Linked DNA regions of Homo sapiens: region 2 is linked to region 1. The links are chromatin contacts, found by Hi-C in ENCODE. All regions are on one chromosome and are shown on one strand. Each heading gives the region's core, a stretch centred on a gene start or an enhancer-like site at or near the end of the contact. The rest is flanking DNA. Distances are from core to core; before and after follow the strand shown. Region 1 holds the start of ACSL3 (acyl-CoA synthetase long chain family member 3). Region 2 overlaps DOCK10 (dedicator of cytokinesis 10).

Region 1 (5,386 bases), core at 778-3,277:
TTAATCAAATGAGGAATGAAACAGTCACTTAACTGGAACCAAACAGCAGGGAAACACAAAAGCAAATGAAACAGACCTCGAGGCTTTAAGATCTGATTCTCACCCCAAACCAGACAGAGGATGATTTTCCCCTTATAATTTGTGCGTTCTTCATTTCTCCCATTCTTCCTTTCTTCCTTCAAGGAGAACATTTTAGACCCTCAGAATATTTAAGCTTTAAGTCACTGAGTCTAAAGCCTTACAAATTCAGTAACTGAGATCCAAAGATACGAGGTGACTTGTCACCTTGACCCTTAGGTCCAATGGACCACTCTGCCCCACACCCAATGTCATCCTACAAAACCAATATTTTTATACAAAAGAGAAACCAGGAAAAGTCTAGAGAGAAAACGCATGCGACAATTAGAAGGCTTACTCATCCCCAAGTGTGAGGAACTGCCCAGAAAAATGCCAGAAAACAAAATCAAGTCTGTGCAAAAGATTCCCATGTCACACCACCTGTCCCCTATAATACCCTTCTAATACACTTTCAGGAGCAACTCATCAGCACCCTTAACTCTCAGAACTAATTTGGGGAAACAAAATAGGTTGATAAACATGAAAGAAGGTATCATCAAACTACAACTCTCCTGGCCACCCAGACTAAAATCCACTGTGGAAACTATTCAGCCAGCCACCAAGGAGAGGCAGCAAAATATAGTGCTTAGATTTCAGAGCTCTGGATTTACACAGGCCTGTCTGAATCCCAGCTTCTTACTAGCTGAGATCTGAGGCAAGCTAAGTCGTCCAATCTGCAGTTTCTCCCGCTGTAAAATGGGAATAACCCCCACCCCAGAGGACTGTTAACAGTGTGAAGACACTGTACATAAAGCTCTCCAAACAGTGCGTGGCATGTAATAAAAGCTCAATAAATGTCAGCTATTTGTCATTCTTTTCAGCTATAATTTCGTTCACAAAGCCTACTGCCTTTCTAGCTTCCATATAATTTTAAAGACATTCCTCCAGCCTTTTCATTTTCGAGGGATCTTTTATACAGCAGCTTAGAGCACACTTTCTAGTATCAGACTTCCTGCGAAAACCATTTGAAAACCTGTGCCTCGGGCTCCTCATCTGTGAAACGAGCCTGATAACACCTACCCCACAGGACTGCTGGTAGTAAGCAGTCCCCGAGTTACCCAACCTATCAACAGTATATGATTAAAACGCACTTGGGGAAAAGCAAAGCTGCAACTCTCAAACCCCAAACGACAGTCTTAATCCCAGTCCCACCACCACGATAGTGCCCAGAACCAATCACCAAGGTCGACCCACCTCACGCACCTAGTTTCTTCTCACCCCACGCAGCAACAGCCCCTCCCGCCCCGCCAAACAAGGGTTTTCCGAAATCGCAGGGCTGAGTCTCCTTCCACGGACACCGCACTGCTGGGGCCGCGGCAGAGCCCTCTTAATTCAAGGGGGTGGCCTCCCCACCCCGCCCCACAGCGCCGGGAGGCACGCAGTGCATCCTCCCTGCCTGGTCAGCGCCGCCCCACGCCGTTCGCGCTGCAGCTCCCGGCTCGCGTGGGCTCAGGGCCGAGGCCCCACGTCAGCCGCTTCCCGGACCCCAGCGGGCCGCCTCCCACCCTGCTCGCCGCTGCTCCTGGTGCCGCGGGCCGCCCGCGCGCACACCCAGCGGTCAGGTGCGGCGCCGACGACAGGGTCCCAGGCCCCGAGGCTGGGGAGCCCCTCGGGCCCAGCCGAACCGCACGCGGAGGCCGCGCCGCCAACCGGCTCCCGCCGCTCCCACAACCGGCGCCGCACTCACCGCTACGCCGGAGTCCGGGTTCCTCCGGCCTCGGGCCCGCGCAGGCCTGGCTGAGCCCCAGAGCGTTCACGCCCCGCGCCGCCGCCCGGGGATCCTGGCGCAGCTGTCGGGGCCGCAATGCGAGGGGACGAACGTATGCGACCCCGTCCAACGCCTCCTCGTCCCGGCCCCGGCCGCGTAGACAACTGCAGTGTCGCAGCCCGGCGCAGCCACAGCAGCGTCTGTTGAGCGGAACCGCCTGGGACGCTCACCCCCGGCCGGCACTCGTTGCCTATGCAGAGAGGCTGCCACCCATTGGCCCGCGAGCGGTGGCGCGTGCGGGGCTGGGCCTATCGAATTCGGGCCGGGGAGCGCGGCGCTGGCGGCCCGGGGCGGGGCGAGGTTACTACGGGTCATTCCGCGGAGCCGCCGCGGACCGGACCTGGCTGCAGTCTGCGCGGGGCGGGGGCGGGAACGGGGTCGACCAGGAGGGACGGACCGCGGGTGGGGGAGGGGAGCGGGGATCTGCGGCAGCGACGTGGGAGGAGCGGCTAGCCCAATAGGGTCTGCAGGAGCTCCGTCCCTCCAGGAAAAAACACCCCTCCACCAAAAAAAAAAAAAAAAAAATTACAGTCGCACAATTATTGCTGTAATGTATAAATTTCAATATAAATTATGAAATAGTATGCATATTCTTTTTCGTTTTTAACTGGATTAGTTATCCCGTTCTTGCAGAAATTGCTGTCAAATCCTGCCAAATAAAATGGCTTTTGGAACTGCCTGGGGCAAGAAGAGCCTCAAAAACTCAAAGCTTATCCATTATCATTTCTCTTGTTTTGGCCTCACTTGACCTAGCATATAACCCGTTTTCCTCTAAATGCACTCACCATGCAAATTTGCTATTTCTTTTCAAAAAATAAAGTTTACTCCAAATTATTGTTTTTGAACGTTCTTAGGAATCCACAGTGGTTCTGTATTTTAAGGAGTTTGCCATTGTTTCTCGTTTTAGACACTAAACAAGGATAAGAAAGAAAGCATCCAGTGCAGGTAGTAGAACTACATGTACTGTAAGAGAGAAGATTTTCACTCACCCAGTACTAGTAGGATTGGTCTCTTTTTTTAACCCAACATATTGTTTAGTTTGCCTGTGAACTTTTCCTTAAGTAGGTGAAAGGTTGCCTTCCTGAGCCAGCCTCAGGCTAAAGCAGGCCTCATTTCCCAAGAGAATCAAAATCAGGAAGCCGCCAGAACTTGAACTAGGTGGAGCGATGATGCACCAAGCAAAGAGAGCTCACTCACCGTGGGCCAAGGGCCAATCGAGAACCTAAAGGGATGGATACCTGACTCAGGCAAACTGTTCTCCCACTTCAAAATATGGCAGTTCAGTTGCTCATTAATCTGTTGAAATCTTATCAAAGGATACATCCTGAAGATAAATGGAATGCAGAATTTCTTATCTGAAAAGACATTCGCAGCTCTGCAGAGAGAAGCAGGCTTTAGAAGTAGTACTTCTAGAACCATGAAATCCTCTGGAAAATACTGGTTTTTTTCCGAGAGAAGAAAACTAATATTGCACCTTTTTATCTATCCATAAGCCTAAAACAGACTAGAAGAATTCCAACAATATCTTTCTTCATTATCTTTATATTATGGAATATATATTATGGATATGGACCTATATTTAAAAGAAAATGGTCCTGGGAATTAAAATTCTAAATTCTCATCTTGTTTGCTGTTTAACAAGCTAAGTAGAAATACATAGAGATACTTCAGAGACATTGTGGGTTTGGTTCCAGACCACTGACACTTAAAGGGAATATCAAAATTAAGTGAGTCACATGAATTGTTTGGTTTCCCAGTAAATATAAAAGTTATGTTCGCCGGGAGCGGTGGCTCACGCCTGTAATCCCAGCACTTTAGGAAGCCAAGGCAGGCGGATCACCTGAGGTCAGGAGTTCGAGACCAGCCTGACCAATATGATGAAACCCTGTCTCTACTAAAAATACAAAAATTAGCCAGGCGTGGTGGCATGCGCCTGTAATCCCAACTACTCGGGAGGCTGAGACAGGAGATCGCTTGAACCTGGGAGGCGAAGGTTGCAGTGAGCCGAGATCGTGCCATTGCACTCCAGCCTGGGCAACAAGAGTGAACTGCATCTCAAAAAAAAAAAAAAAGTTATGTTCATACTATAAAGCGTGCAATAGCATTATATTTAACAAAACAATGTACATATCTTAATTTAAAAATACTTTATTGCAAAAAAAATGCTGGCAATCACCTGAGTCTTCAGCAAGTTGTAATCTTTTTTGCTGGAGGAGGGTCTCACCTCAGGGTTGATGGCTGCTAACTGATCAAGGTGATGGTTGCTGAAGGTGGGGATGGCTGTAACAATTCCTTAAAATAGACAACAATGAAGTTTGCACCATAGGTTGACTCTTCCTTTCACAATTTCTCTGTAGCATGTAATGCTGCTTCATAGCATTTTGCCCACTGTTAAACTTCTTTCAGAATTGGAGTCAATTATCTCAAATCGCCGAGCGTGATGGCTCAAGCCTGTAATCCCAGCACTTTGGGAGGCCGAGGCAGGCAGATCACGAGGTCAGGAGTTCGAGACCAGCCTCGCCAACATAGTGAAACCCCATCTCTACTAAAACTACAAAAATTAGCTGGGCATAGTGGCACGCACCTGGAGTCCCAGCTACTCAGGAGGCTGAGGCAGAATCGCTTGAACCTGGGAGGCAGAGGTTGTAGTGAGCTGAGATCGCATCACTGCCCTCCAGCCTGGGCAACAGAGCGAGACTCCATCTCAAAAAAATAAAAAATAAAAAAATCCTCTCAAACCTTGCCACTGCTTTATCCACTAAGTTTATGTAATATTCTACATCCTTTCTTGATATTTTAACAGTGTTCACAGCATCTACACCAGGAAGAGATTCCATCTCCAAAGACCACTTTGTTTATCCATATGAAGCAACTCTTCATCCGTTCAAGTTTTATCATGAGACACAGCAATTCAGACATATCTTCAGTTTCCACTTCTAATTCTAGTTCTCTTGCTATTTCTAACATATCTGCAGGTATTTCCTCCACTGAAGTCTCAAACCCTTCAAAGTAAACCATGAGGGTTGGAATCAGCTTCTTCCAAACTCCTGTTATGTCAATATTTTTACATCCTCCCATGAATTGTGAATGTCCATAGTGGGATCTAGAATGGTGAATCCTTTCCATAAAGTTTTCAATTTACTTTGCCCAGGTCTATCAGAGGAATCACTATGGCAGCCACAGCCCCATGAAATTTCTTAAATGACTTGAAAATCAAAACTACTCCTTGATCCATGGGCTGCAGAATGAATGTTGTGTTAGCAGGCGTGAAAATAACATTAATCTCCTTGTACAGCTTCATCAGACTTCTTGAGTGACCAGGTGCATTGTCAATAGTAATAATATTTTGAAAGTAATCACGTCTTCTGAACAATACTCCCAAAAATGTGCTGAAACTGTTCAATAAACCATGCTGAAAACAGACGAGCTGTCATCTAGGCTTTGTTATTTCATTTATAGAGCACAAGCAGAGTAAATTTAGCGTAATTCTTAAGGGCCCTA
Region 2 (5,386 bases), core at 1,320-3,819, 2.1 Mb before region 1:
AGTTAAGATTTGGAAAGGCTGTTGTTCAAGGAAATAGAGCAACTGGAAGGACAAACACCTAACATAAGCACCTTGACTTTTACTATTAGTTTCTGTCTAAACAGCATGCTTTTGGCCGACGCTTCTTAGAAAAAAAAGGCACACAAGTTGGGGGAAATATTAACTTCCTGAATCCCACAGTGAGTGATGCCATTAGAAAATAAGTACTGTAGTGAAACAGTTCTGGTTGTTTATTTCATTTCAGTAAGAATGTGTGTGGAGACCCTGGTCTGTGTTTGATTGTGCTAAGAATGTATGTCCACACCAGACTTGGACACAAATGTTCATAGAAGCATTATTCATAATAGCCCCAAAATGAGAATAACCCAAATAATCTATCAACTGATGAATGGGTAAACAGAATGTGGTATATCCATAAAATGGAATGTCATTATTATTCAGCCATAAAAAGGAATGAAATGTTGATACATGCTGCAATTTAGATCAACCTTGAATATATTGTATTAAGTGAAAGAAGCCAGTCCCAAAAGACCATATAGTCCACGTATAGGAAATGTTCAAAATAGGCAAATCCATAGAGAGAGAAAGGAGATTAGTGGTTGCCATGGGCTGGGGAGATGGGAAAATGAGAAGAGAATGCTAGTGGATATGGGGTTTCTTTTGGGCATGATGAAAATGTTCTGTAATTAAATCGTGGTAATGGTTGCACAACTCTGTGAATATACCAAAAACCACTCAATTCTATACTTTTAAAGGATAAATTTTATGACAGATCAGTTATATCTCAATTAGATGGTTTTTTTAAAAAGCCATTCTATGTGTTAGGATAGAGGTGGTGCACGTGATCACAGGAAGGATACAAAGGAATCATGAAAGCATATATGTAGATACGAGCACTTTATTCTTTAAAAGGAATGAATGGAACATAGCAAAGGAGTAATAAGGAACATGGCAAAACTTATTTTACAGTTGTTATATTTTACCCCCAAAGCAGATGTAATGTGGCTTGCTTATAAACAATAAAACACACAGGTAAAATGACCGGCTGAATTCATCAGCAGCATAACCTTTCGGCCTAAAATATTCTATGGGTAAGCTGCAGACTTCATGTGTGCTACAGAGAGTAAATAACAGCATTCAGGGAAGAAAAATGTGTGTTGGATGAATTAGAAAGCTTTTGAAAAGGAGCTGGCACCTATACAAAACCTGAGATTTCTAAAGAATGAGGAAAGAAAAAGACTTTTGGAGAGGCAGAGGAGCATGGGCAAAGGCCCTGTGCAGGAATGAGGCTGGCCCTGAAGGAGAAATGCGGGCAGCCAGGTGGGATGGAGCCGGTGAGAGCTGGCAGTGCTGGGCCGCTCTTCAGTCCATTTCTCTTCCCTAGACCATGTCTGCAGGCCTCGCAGCAGGCAACCCTCTTCACTGGGCTTTCTTGGATGGTAAACTCAGACCACAGACCTCAGAGTCTTTGCCAGGGGGAGGTCCTGGTGCAGTAGGTGTCTTTATATTGTTGGAGCACCTCGTTTCTATTAATGCTCACATCTTCCCATATGTAGAATGTTTGGTCCTCACCTCTTTAGAGGAGATGAGACATGTTTTGGAGCCTGGAAAATAAGTCACAAAAAAGAAGTGAAATGACTGGCTCAGTAGTTTGTCAATCCAAGAGTAAAACACCTTGAAGTTCTTCTTATAGGATTCTATCACTACTATATACCTAAATACTACAACACTGTGTCTTCATGCTTAACTTGGCTGGAATGACTGCTATCAAGTAATAGACAACTGTTCATTATTTGTATATTTGCCATACAGTTCAACCCCAGCAAAACAAGAAGGGCCTTCCCTTTAAAGCACAAGTCAGGTACTAAAGTAATATTCTCATATATTTAAACAATAAGTAAAATAAAATCACAACAATACTCTTCTGAATGTGGTAAAAGATGTTTTTCAAGAAACTAATGTAATCTAAGGACATTCTCTAATAGAATAAAAGACAATATCGATGTCTGAGAAATTTAGGTTAAAATCACTTTTAAACACATGCTGAGGGTCATTAATCACAAAGTTTTAGTTAATAGTTCTTATTGTGAGGCTTATAACTCCCCAAGCTTAGACTGATTGATTACTTTAAACACCATCATTTTGTCCTCCTTTTTGAACAGGGGGAAGCTACAATACTGTCAGAGGAAGCTTTTCTCAGCCCCAAGATAGGATAAGCAGCCCTTTTTTAGACTTTTACAGTGACCTTTGGCCAATTGAGAGATAGTCCTGATGTGCTTGGAAGGAAGTCTTCTGTAGCCAGTATAGCCAGCAGATTGGTGGCTGTAACGAAACCTCCAAGACCATCCACTGCAGGCTACAAGAAACCAGAAAGTGACAGGGCTGCAAGGGAGGATGTCTGAATCTCATGGACCTGAAACTATAAACACAGGCCTGCATGCATCATTTCAGGACAGTTTTTATTTCCAAATGCCTGATCTCTGGACAATAGATAGGCTCCTTATGAAATCCTACCACCAAAGGAGAAGCTCAGCTGAGTTCCACTGCAGTTTCAGATCCCTTTTATGCTATTGAGCTATACTAATTGTTGACCAGAGTTTTATAAAAGAGAACAGGAAATCTCTTGTGGTCAAGACAATTTGTAGTGGTCTGAAAGCATCTGATTCTCAGAAAAGAAAAAATTCTTTGTAACCATATTAAAACCCTTACCAAATATGATTGTTTACAGTTTTCTTTGTATTCGATCAATTCATTTTTGCTTCAGTGGAGACACATTAAAGAGATCTAAAATGAGAAGAAGTGCCACAGTTTTTAAAGTGGAAACTTGTGGAGTCCTTGCACTTTTTTTTTTTTTTTTTTTTTTTTGAGATGGAGTTTTGCTCTTGCTGCCCGGGCTGGAGTACAGTGGCGCCATCTCGACTCACCGCAACCTCCGCCACCCGGGTTCAAGCGATTCTCCTGCCTCAGCCTCTCGAGTAGCTGGGATTGCAGGCATGTGCCACCATGCCCAGCTAATTTTTATTTTATTTTATTTTATTTTTATTTTTAGTAGAGACGGGGTTTCTTCGTGTTGGTCAGGCTGGTCTCACACTCCCAACCTCAGGTGATCCACCCGCCTCAGCCTCCCAAAGCGCTGGGATTATAGGCATGAGCCACAGCGCCTGGCTGTCCTTGCACTTTTTCAGACAAATGCTCCAGCATTATAATAAAATACAACTAAGATCAATAGCACGTTATGGGCATACATCATACATGTATTCTCTTTCCTATACCTTGTGTAACCTGCACAGGATATTAGATATGCAATAACTGCACATATTGTAAAATAATGTTTTAGATTTATCACATGGTTCCAAGAGCATAATTCAGCCTGTTGTCTTATTTAGTAAAAAGTCAACATCATTTTATAACAAGAGACCACCAGGCATTGTACACGTGATTAAGCAATTTTTGTAACTCGGCCTGAATTAATTCGCAGTCTCATAAATTGGATGTGAACATTACCTTATGTATTTGGGGGCCTATCTAACTATAGGACATTACTAATCTAGTAGCCATGTGATTACTGTTATGGGGAACCCAAGCCTACATTCCAGAAACTTACCAATAAAACAAGCAAACAAACAAAAAACTTCTTAAATTAGCTAAGTGTTCACGTTAGTATTATTATTTATTGAAATGGAGTTTTGCTGTTGTTGCCCAGCAACATTGCTGGAGTGCAATGGCATGATCTTGGTTCATTGCAACCTCCCCCTCCCAGGTTCGAGTGATTCTCCTGCCTCAGCCTCCTGAGTAGCTGGGATTACAGGTGCCCGCCACCATGCCCGGCTATTTTTTGTGTATATACATTATATATATATATATATATATATTTTTTTTTTTTTTTTTTTTTAATAGAGACGGTGTTTTCCCATGTTGGCCAGGCTGGTCTCAAACTCTTGACCTCAATTGGTCTGCCCACCTCAGCCTCCCAAAGGGCTGGGATTACAGGCATGAGCCACCGTGCCCAGCCCACTTTATTTTATTATGTCACAGAGCAGTGATCGTAGTGGGACAGTAAGTTTACTACATAGATGGAACAGGGAGTGGTTGTGTCACATGCAAAATATGATGGAGCCAATTTGGATCTTATTATTTATGTTTTACTTAATTATAAGCTTAATTCTGGGCCATGTTACTCTACTCTCCATCAGACTTAAAGTATTTTTTTAAAAAGTCAAGAAAGCAATGGAGACTCTAGTGGAAAATGGAAAAGAGGAATAGCTTGCATTTTTGTATAAAAATTTTATTAATAATGGCCATAATATAGAATTTTTTTTTAATTAGAAAGAAAAATGTCTAATGTTCCCAGTAGATTATAATATGTAATATTCCCTGGAAACCAAGCAACACCATATATCTGTAAATTATCCATCCGAATAGGAAACAAAGGCATCCCAGATCATTTAAATTCAGCAGTAATCCCCAAAGCTCAATTTAGGCATGGTTCTTAATATTCTACTCCAAAACTTCAATATAGTTTATTTACTATTTATCTTCTAACAGAGTGAATAGCATAAAATAAGCAACTTGAAGAAGGGAACTCTAAAGGAATTAAAAATGTAAAATGTAGGCCAGGCACAGTGGCTCATGCCTGTAATCCCAGCACTTTGAGAAGCCGAGACAGGCAGATCACTTGAGTCCAGGAGCTGGAGACCATCCTGGACAACATGGTGAGACCCTGTCTCTACAAAAAAAAAAAAAAAAAAGTGAAAATTAGCCAGGCATAGTGGTGCGCACCTGTAGTCTCAACTACTGGGGAGGCTGATCACTGGAGCCCCGGAGGTCGAGGCTGCTGTGAGCTGTGATTGTACCACTGCACTGCAACCTGGCCAACAGAATGAGACCCTGTCTCAACAACAACAGCAACAAAAAGTAAAATGTAAATAATAAGATCCAAATTGGCTCTATCTTACTTTGCATGCAAAGCAACGGCTCCCTGTTCCATCCGTGGCACTATGCTTGCTCCCTGCACCTATGCCTGGTTTGAATTGGTAGCCACAGCCTCTTCTGAGTATACAGCTGCAGTTAAATCCTGGAGCAAGTGCAGTGGCCCAGGGAGCTCAGTCCACAGCTGTGCTTTAGGGCGAGCATTCATTTTCATCATTGATGTCTCTAGATCCTAGTTTTCTCATTATTTTTCATCCTCTGATCTTATTAAATCTACATGGCATTCTTCCTCTTTCACAGGATACAAACCCCGTGCTTCCCGACATGCATGTGCACATGCACACACACTCACACCAACACATCACACCCATTCACACGTGGACAGACACACGCACACTCTACACACACACAACACTCACCACACACATTCACACCACACATACACACTGACACATCA

What was found. A loop is a pair of places that touch in the nucleus more often than their neighbours do. Pooled maps may share reads with other maps.
Region 2: a loop to region 1 is called in a pooled map, with 4 times the contacts of the local background. The contact joins the enhancer-like site here to the promoter of ACSL3 in region 1. A Hi-C loop is called at or near these places in 4 of 50 pooled maps.

Annotation. Positions count from the first base shown.
Region 1 is chr2:222,857,677-222,863,062 of GRCh38, reverse strand. It overlaps ACSL3 (acyl-CoA synthetase long chain family member 3), which reads right to left and starts at 2,027. Exons shown (of 17, transcript NM_004457.5): 1 at 1,805-2,027. RefSeq lists silencers at 1,532-1,901, 1,972-2,301 and an enhancer at 2,018-2,312.
Region 2 is chr2:224,919,599-224,924,984 of GRCh38, reverse strand. The region is part of intron 2 of DOCK10 (dedicator of cytokinesis 10); the gene reads left to right. Among named protein-coding and RNA genes, the nearest start is that of MIR4439, 88 kb to the left of the region's middle. Within about 2 kb of position 2,569, at least 7 of the 41 ENCODE cell types and tissues checked have a DNase peak (open chromatin) inside an H3K27ac peak, as active enhancers do.